Linked DNA regions of Mus musculus: region 1 is linked to region 2. A link is a loop called in an ENCODE intact Hi-C map of the cell type or tissue named here. Cell type or tissue: gastrocnemius. All regions are shown on one strand. Links, peaks and the distances in the headings refer to the core of each region. The heading gives the core; the rest is flanking DNA. Region 1 overlaps Mad1l1 (MAD1 mitotic arrest deficient 1-like 1). Region 2 overlaps Mad1l1 (MAD1 mitotic arrest deficient 1-like 1).

Region 1 (9,919 bases), core at 700-8,699, 150 kb before region 2:
GCCTGACCCAAGCCCTTAGCCATAGGCTCCCAAATGGCTCCCAAGACTCCCACTGGGCTCACACCTTGGTATCACAAAGGGGTGGGCACCAGGACTCAGTTTCCACCTCAGACCCCTCCACTCTAATAATATCGGGGAAACACCATGGCCACACAGGAGCGTATGCCTGAAGGCCAAGTCCTACTGGAGGAAGGCAGGACTTCCCTTTGTCTGGATCCAGGACTCAAGGTGGTCTGCCCTCAGGCTGCCCTTCACCACACAGCACCAAGTGACCCCCACCTCAGTACTCACCGTGTCAGCTCTCTGCTTCTGAACCCCAAGCTCCTCCAGGGCCTGAGACAGCTGAGCCTACAAGACAAGACCAAGAAGGTTAGAGTTGAGAGGAGATGCCTGTCAGCCTTGGGGTACAGGGCCTCCACTCCCCCTGGGTCTGTCAGGCCACCCTAGTAGGCCCTAGGTTAAATAAAATTCTGATCATACTATCCCTGCTGTGTGGTCCAACACTGGGGCAAGTTAGGGCGAGGAGGAAGTCAGCCAGCTGAATCTTGCATCCTAGTTTCCCACTCTGGAATCACCAACTGAGGTGGTCCTGCTGACATAGGACAGGCCCAGAACACTAGGGCTCTCCAGCATTGGACAAACTGTGGAGGAGCAGGGAAAACCTGGCCTGCTATCCTCAGCTGAGAAAGGTTAACAAAAGGGTCAACTGACCAAGAGTACCCAGAGCCCCACACCAGGGCTCAACACCCAGAGAAGGATGGCCTTCCTGAGGCTTCCCAACCTCTGCTTCAGCATCCCCATGAAAAAGCAGGCTACTGGAGGCTGCAGGCACAGACTCAGTTTCAGTACAGAAGATCAAAGGTCAAAGAGCATAGACCTTGGCTCCAGGATGCCACAGACCCTGTTCTCTTGTGCTCACAGCATGGCCCCCTCTAGAATGGCACACACTCCTCACTTACCGAATACACTGTGGTTCTCACAGGCCCTGCTAGACAACTCCCTGGCAGACAGTAAGCAGCATGGCCAAGATGCTTGTAGAAATCCATCCTGACCACCGGTAGGCTGCTGTGAGCCATCTATAAATGCATTCCACTGTGCACTAAGCACCTACACAGCAAGGATGTATCACCCTCACTGAGCAGGAAGGGTACTGCCCAGACCAGAGCAACAGTCGCTCCACTGTCGGCTCTGCAACAGGAAACGGACTCCTTCTTCCTCTCCATCTACTGTGATCTGGGGACTGTGATCCCCTCTTCCTCTGGGGACTACCACAGGCTGAAGTGCCCTGCAGACATCAGAGGTTCTCAGTGCCTACGGATATTCTCCTGGCATACCATGTCCTCCTCTAGAAGAGCTTTTCTTAGGAAAATGGGTCCTGAAGTCAAACACCATGTATAATTCAGTGAGTGGCTGGTCAGCAAGCTTGGCAGGATTTGAACCCAGGTCCAACCTGAGACTCTCAAAACTGGAAGAACTGTAAGGCCCACACATACATTACCAGGGCGCACAATATCTCCCAAACACACCACTCTCATTGCTTTAGAGGAGGGGACGGAGGTCAGAGACTGATATCCCCTCCACCTGACTGGCTTCAAGGACACACATGGATCTGCTACAAAGCAGTGAGGAAAAAGATAAACAGTGTGACAGAGGAGCGGGCGAAGAGGCAAACAGACATCTCCCAAAAAGGAAACGCACACAGGCGGCAAACACACAGAAAGGTAATTAACATGGTTAGCAATTAGCCAAATGCAAATCAGGACCAACAGCGAAACCACTCTGCAAAGACAGGGCTGGCAGAGCCCAGGAAGTGCTGGGGCACTGAAGGGAAAGGATGGGAATTAAGCAAGTCTCAGTGACGGTGACAGTGGCAGTGACTGAAGGAGTTCAGACCTGGCTTCACCTTAGGATTTAATGTCTGCATATCAACCCCAGATATGTGCTCAAAGGACTGAGAAAGGCACTTCTGGGCTGAGAAGATGGCTCAGCAGAGAAAGCACTTTTCCTGTGACCGAGAATCTGAGCTTAAATCCCAAAAGTCCATGTAAAAGCTAGACACGCATGGTAGCACACATCTGTAAATCCCATGCTCCTGTGTTGAGAAAGAAGGCAGAGACAGTAGACTCTCTGAAAGCTCTCTGGACAGCTAGCTGGGTTTACACAGGAATGCAAGCCCCTGCCTCAGAAAAGTAGAAGGCAAAGATTGACACCTTCGGCTGTCCACTGACATCAGCACGCATGCACACATGCACATTTGAGCACATGCAGACACAGGGACACACACACACACAGACACACACTCTTACTTCAGCGCCTTTGGCTGTAGCCTTGGCCATAGAAGGATGGTAAGTGGGCTGGAGAGATGGCTCAGAGCACTGACTGCTCTTCCAGAGGTCCTGAGTTCAATTCCCAGCAACCACATGGTGGCTCACAACCATCTGTAATGGGATCTGATGCCCTCTTCTGGTATGTCTGAATACAGCTATAGTGTACTTATGTGCATAAAATAAATTTTTTTTTAAATTTAAATAAATAAGAAGGGTGGTAAGTGGGCTGGTGAGATGGCTCAGAGGTTAAGAGCGCCGACTGCTCTTCCAAAGGTCCTGAGTTCAAATCCCAGCAACCACATGGTGGCTCACAACCATCCATAACGAAATCTGATGCCCTCTTCTGGTGTGTCTGAAGACAGCTACAGTGTACTTACATATAATAAATAAATAAATAAATAAATAAATAAATAAAGAAAGAAAGAAAGAAAGAAAGAAAGAAGGGTGGTAAGTGACAACCTGCGCTGTATGACCACCACATCTATAGATAAAAGGGGGGCTGGCTTCCACTGCAGCTCCACCAGCCCCCATCCACACCTGCAGCAGGAGAGTCCCCGGAAGACCACTGGGAAACACTCACTCCAGAAGGGTCTCATCTCTTGGATCAGCCAAGCATGGTTAGCAATAGTACTGTTGTAGAAAGATGTTGGGAGAACAAGACATCTCAGTCACCACATCCTCATCTAGAAAGCAGGGCCCCTCTGAGGTCCTGGTGTAAAAGAGATGGTTGGCCATGATCATCATACTGTTCTCAGAAGGGACTATCTGCAGCTTGAGCACAGAGCCTCCAGAAAATGCTGCCTCAGCCACAAAAGTTAGACAGTGGAGGTGATGGACCAGGCCTCACTGGGAGATACAATACAGAGCTGAAGGCGGAGGATGAGGTATAATGCCCAGCAGTGGGAGATGGGCAGTGCAGGGGTCCACATTACTGGAACCTAGACTGAGGAATTATCTCATGGCATGACAGTAAGTGTCCTGCCCTTTGCGGTGACATCAGGGCCCATATGCTCCTGCTTTCTCCCAAGACTTCTAAAGAGGGACCAGCAGCCTTTATGCAGGAAAACAGCAGCATGGCACCTCAGTCCACCAGCTGTCCCTCATCTGCCCACAGCCATCAGCTAACACAGGCAGTCACCTCTCATCCCTCTGTTCACATGGCACCAGCTATCTGCCCTGCCCAAGATACTACTACCACAAAGGACACAGAGCCTGGCTTTGAGGCTACGCACAGGGACGACAGGCTGGCAGCCTGCTCCAGAAATGGTACCAAAAGCAGTCCCCGCTCAGGCTCTGGCAAGGCAGACAACAGCATGAGGACAGCACAGATGTCCTTGGTCTCAGGTGTGGCCAAGGTGGCAGGTGGGCTAGTGCACATTTGCTACTCCAGCCAACCCCTGGAGATGTGTGTGTTCAGACAGAAGCCCTGGACGTGTGCCACCTGTGACATTACATCCAGCACAGAAGCCTCTGCAGGGCTATTTTTATCCTGAAGTGAGAAGTGGCAGCCTGATGATCTAGCACCCCTGCAGGCACACAGACAGCTCGGAGTAAGCAGGAAAACCTGCAGGTAGAGACAGGCTGGGACAGACCATCCCAAGCAGGGGCTTGGTGTACGTTTTGCAATACCATGGCACAGTATGGCCTTGGCTGGGAAAACCCAGAGAGTAGGCCATCGGCCTCACTTGGACCCAAGCAGACAGGGGTCCACCCAAGGTCACATTAACTGAAGAGGCTGGGTCTTAAGTGCTAGGCTTTCCCTTGGGGTGTGAGTATAGACATGGATGCAAGAGCTTCTGGGGGCTATAGAACAAGCCAGCCCCTGAGCAGGCAGCCAGCATGCTTAGCCATTCAAAGCTGCAAACTGAGGTATGGGCTATGGGGGTGGAAAGCATCATAGGCAGGAGTGGGCTCTGCTGGAGTAGAGAAGACAAATGACCCCAGCCTGCTCCATCACACTCTTCAGGGTTAGTGACTCCACAGAGACCACTTAACTAGAAACAGGAGGTTCCCAGCTCTAGCCCATAGCCAGTGGCAGAGGATCCTGGCCTATAAGTGTCCCCACTAATCCCGCAGGGATGCTGACAGAGCTCAGATCTGGGAACTGCGGCTGTGGGTAATCAACCTTCCGGCATGCGGCCAGGATCCCAATGGCTGCCTATCACCTAGGTGACCTCCACAAAGGCTGATCTTAACCTCTGACCTCACCTCTTAGGGTACTTGTCTTCCATCTATGTAATGGGCCCAGTGAGCTGGAACTATAGTGCAGTGCAGAGCAATTACCTGGCATATGCATCCTCCAATCGCTCCCTGCATCCTCCTGCATCTACCTCTCTCAACTCTCTGGAGCTTCTGTCCTGTGTCTCTCCCACAGTGTAGTCTTCTCACTGGAGAGCAGCACGCCAGCGTGTTTGGGAAGAAGTCTTCATGTAGCTGGTCGTGCTGTAATCTGTTTTAATTAAATATGCTGGAAACACAACTCAGGTGACTCGTGGCATCCAAGTGCCACACACTTGTATTTATGGCTCTATCGACAGAGGACTCGTGACATCTGCTTCCAACCTCCGCAGCCGCTTTATTAAATGGAATAAATAAAATCCGGGCAAAATGGCAGCAGCCCCACTGGAGATAGGCTACTGGGAGTCTCCAGCTCTCCATTTCTAGTTTGTTTTGCTGAAAATGATTTTGCTGGAATCAAAGCATGCCCCATGCTGGAACTGATGACGGATGTTAGCCTGGGCCAGGGCTGTGCCGAGAGGAGGACGGCAGTGGCTGCCTGCCTGCCTGCCCAAGGCAGCCCTGAGGCTGGCACACCTGCCTTCCCACACAACGAGCATTCCCTCCTTGGTCAACCATGGGAAAGCTACACCCAGTGCACAGGAATCCATGGAAGTGCCTGTTGACCCCAGAGAAAACAGGAGCTTGGGGTGAGGGTGGGTAAAGAAAGGCAACTGAGAAAAGCCATCAGAAAGAAAAAGAGACCAGAGGGTAAAGCGCCTGCTGCACAGGAATGAAGACCTGAGTTCCCAGCCCCAGTGCCCATGGAGAAGGCCAAGTTTGGCAATGCACATCTTAAATCACAGTGTGGGGAGGTGGGGCGAGAAGAACCCCATGAGCTCACTGGCCAGCCAATCTAGCCAAATCTAAGCTCCGGGTTATGGTGAGAAGAAAGCCCCAATGTCCACTTGACCGCCAAATGTATGAGTACTGGCATGTATACCTATGCATGCACATGACAACACACAGAAAGAGAGGACAGGCAAAGAGAAGGGAAGACTAGGGGCAGAAGTAGAAAGGAAAAAGGTTAAGGGGTGGAGAGACAAAGAAAGCAGAGAGATGGTGCCACACACCCAGGAGAAACCTTGAATCAGCACATGTCCAGCAGTGTTCTTCCTCTTTCCTAGGAACCCTCCTTCTTGGCCTGTTTCCTAAGCGGGGATTTGCAGTCAGACCCTACACTGGCTCACACCTCTTCACCTTCTCAACTCAGATCTGAACAACACAGGCAATGTGGGGGCTCCCTCTCCATTTCTTGCTATGTAACTTCCCTGGAAGAACCACTTGCCTCCCAGGCCTGAGCGATGCTTACCCAGCTGTAAGGCACTAAGGGACCTTTAAGAAAGGAGTTCCACGAAGTTATGTAACTTTTTACTGTGTCAATACAAGCAGCTCAGCTAATAAACTCCCGACAAGACTTTTAAAGCTCTCTAGGTATGAGCCATTTGCAAGCATCTGGTATATGAACTTCACTATCCAGGAAGGCAATGGAAAGCTACCATCTGTAGCTGTAGCTCCGCCACCTACAGCAGGACCAGTGGCTGGCCCCTTGGCCTAGGAACACACCTGTGGCAAGACAAAGGCCCAACCTTCTCTCAGCCACTCTCTGGGCATTCAGTACCCAGGAGGTGCTAAGCCCTCTATGGGTGTATTTCTCAGACCCCTGGGCAATGAGTGAGGTCTCTAGAATGTACCTACCGGGGATGGCAACATGCTCATGAGTGAAAAAAACAAGAGATGGGAAGGTTTGCCTGGGACCACTCACCACTTAGCCCTGTGCCCAGGAACCTGGAGAGATTCTCACTAAGGCTGTGCTGGCTGCAGGATGTGTCTACAAGCCGGGCACTCAGAAGTGGCAGGTGATGCGTGCCATCTTGACTAACAGAGTAGCCTTAGATGGGTAGAGTGTACCTGCTGGACCTCAGAATGAGATAGAACCAAGCTGTGGCTGTCTTGGCCCAGTAGTGCTCTCCTCAAAAGGGTAGGGGCTGGAGATGACAGCAAGGCCATAGGTCTTCATGTGAAGTACACAGTTGTTGGAGTTTGGTCTGTTGTTTGTTTGTTTGTTTGTTTATTTATTTGGTTTTTCGAGACAGGGTTTCTCTATATATCCCTGGCTGTCCTGGAACTCACTTTGTAGACCAGGCTGGCCTCGAACTCAGAAATCCGCCTGCCTCTACCTCACGAGTGCTGGGATTAAAGGCGTGTGCCACCATGCCCGGCGTTTGGTCTGTTGTTTTGTACTGTAATGAGAAACTCTGTACCCAAAGGTCTAGGCCTACGAGGATATTCTCATGTTTACAAGCTTTTGCTGTGCAAACCTTGTTCCTTGATTTAAAACAATTGGTTAAATAAGATTGGCTATGGACAATTACTGGAGGAACTTCTAGTAGGTAGGTTTGGAGTTCCCTTGTTGGGGGTGGAGAAGAGAGAGGTGTGAGAAGAGGCCAGGAGGAAAAGGAAGAAGAATAAGAGGAGAAGAGGAAGCCACCATAAGAGGAGATGGGGCCATGGCGTAGTCAGGAGAAACAGCAAGTATCTGGGGTATCCCACTAGAGAGGTAGCCAGGCCAGCAGTTAGAAGAGTAAATTAGGGTGACCCCCAGTAACTGTCAAAGCCAAATAAAATAACCATAGTCCGAGTCTCATTTATTCATAAGCTAGCTGGAGATAAGCTTAAAGTGGTTGTACAACATTCAGGGGCTGGTGATGACCAGGGTCTGGGCTTTAAACAGCAAGCTGTATGGCTTCTGTAGGAACAGCTTCCTGGCTCACTGTGGCAGGGATCTTTCCTACCAGTCATCCTCATAAGTCACCTTAAATCCCCAGAACTGACTCAGGACATACCCCTCCTGACTCACCAAGGCCCCAGGAGCCCACATCTGCCTGTCCAGAGGCAACTTCTTCTTCCTTTGGCCTATGTATAGCTTGCCTTCTACGACAAAGTAAGACTGTTTGCCCATCTCCCTTCTCACTAAATGGAGACTCACAGGAAACCCAGCTGTACACTGGACTCTACAGAGCAGGTAACAGAATGGAAAGGAGTCGTGCTGAGGGAGGGAGTAACCTCCTAAATCCAAGCTCCAAGATAGCTGGGAAGTCGAAAGCCAAGGCCAGCCTTGGCCAAAGCTAAGGTCCTTCCAAACTCCCTCCACAACAGACCACTCAGCTGTGGGACTCTCACACCTGCCTGCTCCTTGCCTCTGATCAATATGTGCCCAGGTCCCCATTATTCCCTCCTCCAGGCCATCCTTTCCTGCATCTGACCTAACCCCCACCAGGCCAGTGGTGAGGCCCAGAAAGCAGTGAGCCTGTCTGCTGCCACCTGGTGGAGGCAGAAGGTGTATGGTTCCCCACTCCAGTGAATTAGGACCCCCTGGTTGGCTTCCTCCTCTAGACTGCTAAATCCAGCTACTATTCCATCCTCAAAGGGCTGGATCTGCCAGACCTTGTGCTCCTCAAGGGCCCTACAGTATGAGGAGGACTCTAGTGGGGACAGGGAATTCTGTGATTGACTGGGCACAACTGTCTCTCAGTGACTCCTGTGAAAATGCGGCAAGTGTCTGAATACATGGCCACTCTAGACAGCAAAGGTTGCATACCCAGCATAAATAGCAGAGCCACAGGCTGAGGAGAAAAGCCACTAGGGCTCTGCTCACAGGAGCCTAACTCACCACAGCCATGATACCAGCACACCTAGGCCCAAAGGAGGAAGGTCACTGAGGGCCAGCCTGCTTCAAGAGGCCAGAGTGCCCATGCATAGGAGGACCAACTGTAACAGGAATCTCCAAGGTGTGTATGTTGGGGAGGGGGGCTCCTCACCCTCCCTCATCTGGACTAAACTGATGAACACTCACAGTGACGATGACTATGAAATAGCAAGAGCACCTTGCTCCACCCAGCTGAGCCTCCAACTGGCTTTCCCATAACCCTGGGACACAAAACAGGAGGAAGAACCTGCCAACCTTACATCCTGCAGGGAAAGGTAGGGTGCTTGACATATACCCATGAGCAGGGTGACAGCGAGATGCTGACAGGGAGCATATATCTGCTGGAGCTGAATCCTGACAACACTGGTCACTTGACACAAAACATTGGCTGTGCCCTGACGATCATCTTCCTAAGGACCTATGTGGAATGCATATGGCAGCACAGATGAGATCTCTCAGTGAGAAAATACCAGGGAGCTGCAAGGTGTCAGAGAGCAGACCCACAAATCTCTCCTCGTTGGCGTTTCTCATGGAGCTAAATGTGCTGTAATAAAACAACTATTAACACACTTACATTGATGATGGCACAGCTCACTAGAACCCCAGTTAACCTTTCAGATGAGGCTGGAGAGCTGGGTTGTGGCAGCTCACAGCAGCCCCAGTGGATTGCACTCCTGGCTACTGGCCACCTGTGAGACATTGGAACAAGTGTGCAGCCAGAGAGTGGAGTGGGGAGATAAGCGCAGGACCCAGGCAGGTTCCACAACTCGTGTGACTTGCTTTATTCTGCCAAGAGTGTCAGTGAGGGATTCTCCTCCGTGCAGGGACAGCATAGGCCCAATGTGCCTGGTGAGAATCTCATGGGCAGAAAGAACAAGCAGCCAGCCTGGATTGTGGCCTCTTCATATGGCACAGCCTTGCCACAAGCCATCGCCAGAGCTGAAGCTCAGCAGCTCCCACTCTAGTCATGCCCCAGTCTTGCCCCAGTGAGACCTATAGCTGTCCTCTGAGCTGTGAATCCAAAGGTGCTTCCTGACTTTCCCAGATAGGTTACAGCAGTGTCATGCATTTCTGATTGCTTCCTCATGGGATCCCACACCTAAAATGCTACTGCACTTTGTAGTTATCATGGGTTTGATTTATATATTTACTTGTTTGTTTGTTTGTTTGTTTGTTTTTCAATAACTAAGAATTTAATATAAGAACTCATAAAAGTTAGTAAGTGCTCTACCACTGAGCCACACTTCCAGCCCCTCACTGGGGGACTCTAGGCAGGTGATCTACCACTGAGTCACACCCCTGCCCCTAGTTAAGCTGTATCCTCCACCTTCTTTTTACTTAGGACAGACATTAAGTTGCTCAGACTAGCCTTAAACTCACTCTATAGCCCAGGGTGTACTGAACTTTGCATCTTCATGCCTCAGCCTCCCCATTCCCTGGTGGACTACAGGCCTGTGCCACCAGGCTAGCTCACAGCTGTCTACTAAACATCCCCCTCACCAAAGGCTCTGTTGCTAGCCTAGGAAAGGGCCCTGCTCAGTGTGGACTCCAGTGCTCTCTGGAAAGAACATATAGCCATGCTGTCACCCTGGCTGTTCCTTTAGAC
Region 2 (9,919 bases), core at 832-8,831:
AAGAAAGGCCCAAAGGCACTGTGAGAAACAGCAGAGAGCACTGGTTGGGCCAAGCCACTCCCTGCTGTACATGTAGCTGCCTGTGTGCATGTGTGGTGTCTGCTCCAGCAAGCATTTCATCTCCACGCTCTACATCCCACTGCCTCCAGCCCTGCTCTGGCACATGACAGGCACAGGGATGACACTAGCCAACACAGAACATCTATCTCCCATCCTGTCCCATGGAAAGATGAGACCATCCACTCCAAGCAGACAGTCATCAGTACCCCAAGAAGACCCTCCTGCAACTTTATAAGTGGCAAAGAAACACAAGAGCTACTTCCCCAGCCTCACAGGTCCTGAAGCCCTGCTTCCCACTGGCAGGCACAAATGGGCCGCCCCAGGGCCTTGCCAGAGGCAACAGCCAAGCACCACAGCACACCCCTCATCACACTCGCCCCCAGTGTTTACTAAAAGCCTACTGCTCAGAAGACCAGCCCCTCCCTTAGGTACCAAATCATCAAACTTATGAGCTAGCTGACACAAAACCTTCACAATCTCCAGAACAGAAAACAGCCGGAGACTCTGTTAGGAATGAGTGAATATGTAAGGCCCCTGAGACCACTGGTAGGAAAAGCCCGCCACAAACACATAAGCCAGCAGGGTCCCTCCCTCTCCAGAACACAGGCCCCAACATAAGCAGCTGTGAGCAATAAGCCAACTGAAGCCCAGGAACAGACCACACTGCAGGTATGACTCTCCCTCTTTCACAGCTAGGCCTCAACTAAAAGCCAGCCATTAAGGACATCAAGACACCCAGCAGCTCGCTAACCTTCCAAGCACTGGAAGCTCTGGATATCCATCAACAAGACACCAGGGTCATTACAAACATTGAGCAGAGAAAGGTTAGCGGAGTGTGGGGCTGGGTTGGCCAATTTGCTCCCATCTTGGAAGTGAGTCTACCCACTCACTCTCCCCAAAGTCCCCCTAATTGGCCTGCACATCGGGGAAGCTAGTCCCCAGAACGTGTCATCTGGCTGGCCTAGAGATGCTTCAGCAAAGCCGAGGTCAGCACTTGCTGGCTTCCAACTCTGATTTGAGGTCAGCAGTTTGAAGTGGGAAGATGTCCGGCCTCCCAGGGCCCACACCACAGCACTTCTCAATGCCATTCAGCACACACACACACACACACACACACACACACACACACACTCTGACAGGTATAATGACCACCCAGAGGGATCTGAAACAAGGCCAGGTTCAGGCACAAAAGTGACAGAGTCAGATGCCAAGTAGCAGAGGCATTCAGCCACTGGCAAATTATTCCCTACACAGAACACAGGCCTGACTACAGAGGGTCCAACACTCACTCTGAGCCTGCTTAATAAGCCTCTTGCTTCCATCTGAATTGCTAAGTATAGTGTTTAAAAAGCCAAGCAGTAAAGTCGCCTGCTCTCCTCGCTCTGTTGTGACTCACTCTGCATCTCTGCTTGAACCTTCGAAAGCATACTCACCCAATTAAGCCATGGGCTCCCATTCCCTGACGGAAATGTGTAGAAATACAGCTTTTCAAAGGGCAATTTGGCATCAGCTATCAATTCTAAACACACAGTTTCTTTTGAACCAAGGAAAAAAAAGCCAAACACGCCTTTAGGAATTTATCTAAGCAATGCTAATGCTGTTTACTTAGGGGAAACAAAGTAATTGTCCCTCAGCATGGAGAAATCAGTCTGTCCATAGCATGCAGGACTGGGGAGTGACTCAAGCACTCGATCTGGTGCAGGTATAGTGCAAAGATTAGCTGACAGACACAGGACGTGGCTCAGGTGGACGAGTGTTGAGTACTTGCCTGGTGCCTTAGCTAGGTACTACTGCTGTGATAAATACCATGACCAAGACCAAGGGTTTATTGATCACAGTCCATCATCCAGGCAAGTCAGGGAAGAGGCTCAAGGCATGAACCTGGAAGTAAGAACCGAATGAAGTAGAGACCATGGAGGAATGCTGCTTATTGGATTGCTCCTCACGGCTTGCTCTGCCTGCTTTCTTATACCAACTAGGACTACCTGCCCAGGGTGGTACTGCCCCAAGTCAGCTGGGCCCCAAGACATCAATCATTAACCAAGAAAAGGCATCATAGGCCAACCTGTGGGGTTAATGAAGAAGCCTTTCTTAACTGAGATTTCCTCTTCCCAGATGACTGTAGCTGGGTCAAGCTGACATAAAACTAGCCAGCACACCCAGTGTGCCCTAAGACCTTGGTTCCACTCCCAGCACTATATAAAGTGGACCTAGAGGTGAATGCCTAAAATCTTAGTACTGAGGAAGTGGAAACAGCAAGACCAAGAGTTCAGGATCAGCTACTCAGTGAGCCGGAGGCTAGCCTGAGCTACATGAGTCTCAAAAACACAAACCAAACAAGGATGGACAGGCACAATAAAGGTGTTTCTGCATTCTCTGAGCACAGCTAGCAAATTAACCCAAGGGGCTTCTGGGAACCTCACCTTGGTGCCAGTCTTTGGAATTTGGTGACAACCTAGGATTGAGAACAGGCAGCCTAGTAGGCCAATCATTTAGGTCTGAGGTCTCAACCTGTGGGATCCAACCCGGACTCTGACAGTGTCTGAGCTGGATTGTAGGACGCCCAGCTGGCATCTACTGGAGAACTGCTTGCTGTGCAGAAAAAAAACAAACCATCTGGTGTCAGGGTGCGGGGCCGAGCAGGCGCCTGGGAGCAAAGAGGGAAGGGTCTATTTTCTCCTCCCCTGTCTCTTACCACGTCCTGCCATTATTAGGTCATCCATAATTACTGACAGCTGCATCTTAATGTTTGCAAAGCACAGATCTTGGACATGCTGTGTTAAATTTATCCCTCAGTGCTGCACTGTTTTGATGCTACTATACACGCCGTGTCCTTCCCACAGGTCACCACGGTACTCAGAAATACCGTCTATTCTTGTCAACTGTCACCCGTTCTAGGACCCTGCAGACCTGGCTGATGGGTCCAAAGAGCTTTTTATTGATACTTTGGAAGCCCTACAAGATTATGTTGTCTCCAGATAGTTTTTTCCTATCCAGGCCACACATCCTGATTTCTGCAGGGAGGGGACATATGTGCATGTGTACACACCCATATGCATGTGTGCAGAGGCTGTCCAAGTGTCCTGCTCTGTCATTCTCTGCTTTATTCTCTTGGGATGGGGTCTCTCTCTGAACTCTGCCCCTCACAGTGCTAGGGATACAGGTTACAGGCACAGGCAGCCATGCTTGGTTCTTCACATGGGTATTGATGACCAGAAGGAACTCAGGTCAAGCATACTTACCCAAGGAAGCATCTACTCACTCCCAGGATGACCTGCTCTGTAATTAGTCACACAGGTGAGGAAATTCAACAGGAAGGTAAGAACATGTGGCCTCATCCCCATGAGGGGCAGCATCTACAGTGTGAGCACGATGCTGAGAACACATGCCTCATCCCTAGCATAAGGGTCACCAGCGTTGGATCCGCCGCAGTTGTTTCCAGGTGCCTTCTCTCTGGTTCCCTTCTTTCTGAGCTTTCAGAATGTTCTCAATCAAAACCATCCTGCCAGCCTCTCTCCACAGCCACACCATCGTGCAGGCTGTTTCTGTCTGCAGTCATTTACTCTCCATACTGAAAGCCCTTTCCCACAGTCTGCCCCAAGAGACCAAGGTCAAGATGTCATCACTCTCCATGCTCCTCATGACAACACTGTGCCAACCCCCCACAGAACTTCAAAAAAATCCCTGAGGATTAAGGTCACTGGCTTACCCACACTGGTACTTGCCACACAACACAGAAGGCTCTGTTGACCCCATGCCACAGCATCATATGTGTACACTGCCAGGCACTTTCCTGCCCATTACTCTCCATGGCACAAAGCCTGTCCACCCCCAGCCCACATGGCCCTGTGTACATCCACCCCAGCTTACATGACACCATGTACTGGACACATCACAGATAGAGAGCACTGTGTGCTCAGCCCCATGTGACTCTGTGCATAACCACACCGTTCACAACAGTACCATCTGCCCCAGCCCCCATGCCCCATGGCACTAGATGCATCTGAGAGAGACATTTACCCCAGTCCACACGACCCTACTGACCTGGACACAAATAGATACAAATTTGTCAGCTCCAGCTCATGGGACTCCATACACTGGATTCACCAGAGGAAGACAGAAGCATGTGTTCCTGCCCACATGGCCCTGTGCACTAGACACACAGTAGAGAGAGCTATCTGACCCAGCCCACATGATTCCATGCACTGGACACAGGTTGACAGGCCCATTTCTCCTCACCCACGTGGCCCAATGCATAGGACACATCACAGTGTATCTACAGTTAGATTTCAGCATCTGATTCCTGGTTTACAGTGGCTTAAACACTCCCCCCTAATAACTCTAGGCTCCTCAGACATAAGAAGTGTCACAGTGCAGAGAGCAACACTGTTACACCATGAGGAACTCACACAGGCCAAAACACTCTTTTAACCTAGGTATGACGGTTAATCTGCATGATCAGTTTGGCTGGATTTACTGTTACCTAGGAGACACACATCTGGCACGACTGTAAAGGTGTTTCCATGGAGTTTCAAGCCAACCTGAATGGAGATGGCACAATTCAGTGAGCTGGTCTCAATAAAAAGGAGAAAGCAGCTGAGCCTCCACTCATCTCTCTGCTTCCCAGCTGTGGACACAATGTGAGCAGCTGCCCCATGCTCTTGCCACCACGCTCTCCACCTTGGTAGACTATACACTCACACTGGAGCCAGAGTCAAGCTATTCTGTCAGATAACCTGTCTGTCACGGCAATGAGGAAAGTAACAGCCACACTACGGCTGAGCCCCTCGGGGTAGCCAGACCTCATCCTCACAGGATCTGCACCATTCACCATCAGCACTCAGACCCTAGGGGACAAGGACTCTGAGAGATGATGGTCACAGATGGACAGACAGACAGGGAGAGCACAGACTTTGGTGACAACCTGCCTGTCCATAAGAAGGCAGCCAGTGGACCCAGACCCCTTGTGCCTCAGTTAACAAGATCCCTGATACTAGTGAGGAAGTTCCTATGGAAGGGCAGTAAGCCCCAAGACAGGCTGCCACAGGTGCTCACAGGCCTCCTTGAAGAAAGCTGATCATCAAGGAGGCAGTGCCACCTACTGGTTGCTACATCTCAGAATCCACAGTGTTACACATCAGACAGGTAGACATGCAGGCTGTCTCCAGCTAAAGAGTGCATCCTTGAACTAATACATAGTCATGTATGTGTATGGGTGTGCTGTGTGTTTGTGCTTATGTGCATTTGTATGTATATGTGCTTATGTATACGTACATACATGTATGACTATGTGAGTAGGCAAATGTATGACTTCTAAGGAGACTCTGTCCTGGCACTGAACCCTAACTTTGCCCCATCCTTCCATTACTTCTGCCCCGTCCTGCATCATGTCCAATCTCAGTACCTCATGCTTCAGTCAGTCACCCTCCTAGCCTTACACAAACAACTTCCCAAAACCTACCACAAAAAAAATAATAATAATAATAATAATAATAATAATAATAAAAGGTTCGGGCTAGTAAGATGGCTCAGCAGGTAAGAGCACTGACTGCTCTTCTGAAAGTCATGAGTTCAAATCCCAGCAACCACATGGTGGCTCACAACCACCCATAATGAGATTTGACACCCTTTTCTGGTACGTCTGAAATCAACTACAGTGTACGTAAGTATAATAATAAATAAATATTTGGGTCAGAGCAAGCACGGACTGAGTAAGCGGGGCCAACTGGAGCGAGCAGGGTTGACCAGAGCGAGCAGGGTTGACCAGAGCGAGCAGAGGTCCTAAAAATTCAATTCGAACAACCACATGAAGGCTCACAACCATTTGTACAGCCATAGTGTACTCACATACATTAAATAAATAAATAAATCTTTAAAAAAGAAGAAGAAGAAGAAGGAGGAGGAGGAGGAGGAGGAGGTGGTGGTGGTAGGGGAAGCCTTGGGGCTGAAGAGATGGTTCGGCTGTTAAAAGCACTCACTGTCTGAGTTTTTGTGTGTGTGTGTTTTGTTTTTGTTTTGTTTTACAAGATCCATATTCAGTTTCTAGTGGGTACATGATAGCTCACAACCACCTGTAACTCCAGTTCCAGGAAATCCAACACCCTCTTCTGGCCTGCACAGACACCTACACACTAGATGGGCACGAACTCACGAATGCATGTGCATATACAAACACACACACACAGAGAAAGAGAGACAGATGTTAAAAAAAGAAACAGGGGCTGGTGAGATGGCTCAGCACGTAAGAGCACTGACTGCTCTTCCAAAGGTCCTGAGTTCAAATCCCAGCAACTCATGTACGAAGGACAGAGGACAGCTGTGTGGAACTGGTTCTCTCCTGTACCCTTGCCTACATTCTAGAGATCTACCTGAGGCTGTCTGGCTTGCATGGTAATGGATTCATCCACTGAGTACCTCAGCCCCCATCCACTTGTTAAGGACCAGTTGCTGGGAAATAAACCCAGGCATCACACATTCTTTTCTTTTTTTTTTCTTTTTTTTTTTTTTTTTTTTTTTTAGTTTTTTCGAGATAGGGTTTCTCTGTGTAGCCCTGGCTGTCCTGGAACTCACTTTGTAGACCAGGTTGTCCTGGAACTCAGAAATCCGCCTGCCTCTGCCTCCCGAGTGCTGGGATTAAAGGCCTGCACTACCACACCTGGCTGCATCACACATTCTTAGTGCACACTCCAGCATATGTCCTGGCCCCAGACCCAGCTTCTCATGTTAAGGGAGCACATTTAATACAGCTGGTCTGCATCTGTCACCATCACAGAACAAGTGTAGCCACAAGGGTGAATCCATGTCACCCAGAGTTCAGCCTTGACCCTGGCCTGTACCCAAATCTCTGCCCTTGGTGCACAGGGAAGGTAAGCAGGTGACACTGAGCTTCCAAGGTGCCAGGCAGCCTAGCAGCCCAGGGCAATGCATGAACGGCAGCTATCAGGAGACCAAGGGGGCTATGAAGCAAGAGACCAGTGCCCTTTGCCTTCTAGAAAGGATAGTTACCAGCTGAGATGCTTCCTAAGGACATGAGCCTGCTGGACCTTACAAACACAGCTGGTAGAAGCCCTGCACTCCTCAGTTAAGAGAAGAGGGGTCCAGGGCAGTATGGCTCCTAAGAAGGGTCTCCCCGCATTCCTCGATGAGAATGTGGAGCACCATAAGCACCCACTCCTCTCTCTTGCTTGGCCCAGGTAGCTAGACAGCAACCAAGGATCAGCTTGCCCTCAAAGCAGCCAAGCTCTGCACAGGGCAGTCAGTTGGGGAAAGGGCTCACACAGCAGCTAGACACTGCAACCTGGCCACTGTGACCTGTGCTACTCCAGCCAAGGCAACGGCTCCACAGAACTGATTGACACTAAGTACCATGCGGCAGGCACCAGACACGCAGGCAAACCAGAACACCAGTGTTCCAACAGGGCTGGTCCAACTGGGCATGAGGGGCCTCTGATCTCCATCACAAGAAAGAAGTCACGGAGGTGTCTTGTCTGGGCAGAGTATCCCCAGGGGTAGGAGGGACCCTTGCCGGCAGCTAACAAGCCCAGAAGACAGGAGGAAGCACACAGCACTGGGCCTGCTGGGCCAGCCTCTGAAAGAAGGGTTCTGCAGATGGACTGGAAAGGAAATGAAGAGGCACTGTCAAGTAACAGAATGGAAGGCAATGCTGCCATCAAAAGGTGACGGCTCCAGAGCCAGCAGGGGACAGTGTGATTATAAGACAGCTGAGCTCAGGCAGTTTTCATCTGGCCTTGTTACTCAGAGCAGCAGGAAGACAGCCAGCAAGCCGGAAGTATTACAACAAAGGGCTGCTTGAATCCCACAGGCCTTAGCTCCAACACCTTATCCCAACTAATACACCACAACTGCCCTGAGTCCTAGAACAGACACAGCCATCATGAAGGGTGACAGCCAGACCAAGACTCAGGGATCACAGCTGTTGATGGCAGCTGAGAGTCAACCCAAAACTGAACTACAAATGCATCAGGCCATCAGTGAATGACACCTCACAACTGTACAGATGGGAAAGCCACAGGGAACACCCTGCCCTTGCTATGTGTTGAACACACAGTGCCCAGCATCTCTGCCCTGTGATCCACTCTGCATTTCTGCACTCATACCTGACACAGACCAGTAACATGAGATGCTCCAAAGGACCCAGTGGGACATGAATCTTCCAGTATTATTGGGTTTTAACTCAGTCAGTCAATCCCCAAAGTTTATCATTTTCCCCCAAAGCAGTGACTTCCTTACATGCACTGGGTCCTGTGAGCATGCAGGCCATTGCAATGCCCTTTCCCCACCATCAGCTCTGTGGAGATACAGATTCTCAACAGTCTTTACAGTAAGGCTCAATCGCCCTGCCATGTAAAGCACTCATTAAGCCTAAACAAGAGCTCCTCACCACAGCACAAGAAGGAGCCTGCCTGCCCTGTCCTCTGCAGACTCTGAGCCAGGAGGCAGAAGAAAGCACTGGAAGCCAGCAGCCAGGGGTGAAGACAGCAACAGCTTACCTACCTGAGATTCAAGCCCATGGTCTGGTCCAGGTTCTCCCAGCTCTGCAGCTTTGCAAGTAGCTTCTAGAAAGACAGTTATAGCCATCAGTATCTCTTGCCCAGCAACTGTCATGTGAAAGCAAACAATGACAAAGGTACTGGAGTCTCCCATCCTATCTGTGATCACAGGTGGTTAGGTGATCTTAGCAGATGAAGGTACATGACTGGCCTAGGCCTTGCTCCTTCCTGCCCCATGGTGCAAGTCCAGCCAAATTAGCCAGGAGCCTCTTTCAGAAAGCTAAGTCCTAGAATGCTAAGTCCTAGACCTACTGACCGACAAACTCTGTTCTAGAGCCACGGTTTCCCTAATTCTATGGTAGGCCAGGACCAAAATGACTTAGATGCGGGCTAGCAAGCCATGAGGAGGAAACAGGGTCATCTATGCCCGTGTGCCTGCTCCAGACCAGCTTGATTCCCACAAAGTCTCTCTCCCTACCCCTTTGGAGCTGAAATGAATATGTGCTTCAGATCAGCCCCATCTTTAGGGGGCCAGCACATAGCTGATACCAAGGGTTCACTCATGATTCTGGACCTACCAGCCCTGCAGATCCAAAGCTGCAAGATCTCTATGCCACAGGATATCTGAGAGGAGTTCCGGTCAGGAACTAATAGTGTAGCAGAAGCCAGAGACCTCAAACCAGCCAAATGACTCTTTGCAATGAACACTACAGTTCCTACAACAATTCTTTCTTTTTGGGGGGAAGTTACAAGGGCAGAGGGCAGAGGACAAAGAGATGAATGGAATTGGGGTTCATGATATGAAATTCACAAATTCAACAAAAAGTTAAATAAAATTGTTTTTAAAGGTTCTCGGCCCACAAGGCATGCCCCATGGCTTTAATCCCAGAACTCTGGAGGGAAAAGCAAGCAGACCTCTGAAAGTCCAGAGACAGCCTGGTCTACATAGGAAGTTCCAAGCCAGCCAAGAATAATACTGACAAAAAAACAAAAAACAACCTGTGCCCAGCTCATGTTTTCATACTGTCAACTTTTCATTTTGCAAAGTTTCCAATTTTGATAAAATTCAAATTATCATGTTATTTTTTCTTTATAAATAATTGTTGTAAGTTATAGCTAAATAGTCAATATAAAACCTAAGATATTATAAATGTTATTTTATTTGCTTCTATAGTGGAAGAAACATATGCATAGTTTCCTATTTTACATTTAGAGCAGACTTTGGTATAGCATTTAAGGTATGGACTCACCTTTTAAACTCAGATGGATATTTAATTTTTGTGAACAATCTGTTGATTGGCCTTTCAACTCTCCCTTAAAAAGCTTTTGGAGATTTGTTAAATAAAAAC

Evidence for each region. Hi-C counts contacts between places; a loop is a spot of excess contacts. Peaks named below come from ENCODE experiments on the same cell type or tissue, not always from the same donor. Only the 100,000 strongest peaks of a DNase experiment are listed, where the experiment ranks them.
Region 1: it touches region 2 in a loop (7-fold over the local background); 2 of 42 quality-filtered maps call a loop at or near these places.

The regions. Positions count from the first base shown.
Region 1 is chr5:140,132,478-140,142,396 of GRCm38, forward strand. Mad1l1 (MAD1 mitotic arrest deficient 1-like 1) reads right to left here. Exons shown (of 18, transcript NM_010752.3): 13 at 292-348. Among named protein-coding and RNA genes, the nearest start is that of Gm30492, 42 kb to the left of the region's middle. In gastrocnemius, for the core only: CTCF peaks have their summits at 3,848 and 7,949 (motif pointing left); DNase peaks (open chromatin) are centred at 3,687 and 7,926; H3K27ac peaks cover 339 bases.
Region 2 is chr5:140,287,213-140,297,131 of GRCm38, forward strand. Mad1l1 (MAD1 mitotic arrest deficient 1-like 1) reads right to left here. Exons shown (of 18, transcript NM_010752.3): 9 at 8,575-8,636. Among named protein-coding and RNA genes, the nearest start is that of Mad1l1, 29 kb to the right of the region's middle. In gastrocnemius, for the core only: a CTCF peak has its summit at 5,173 (motif pointing left); DNase peaks (open chromatin) are centred at 1,158 and 5,139.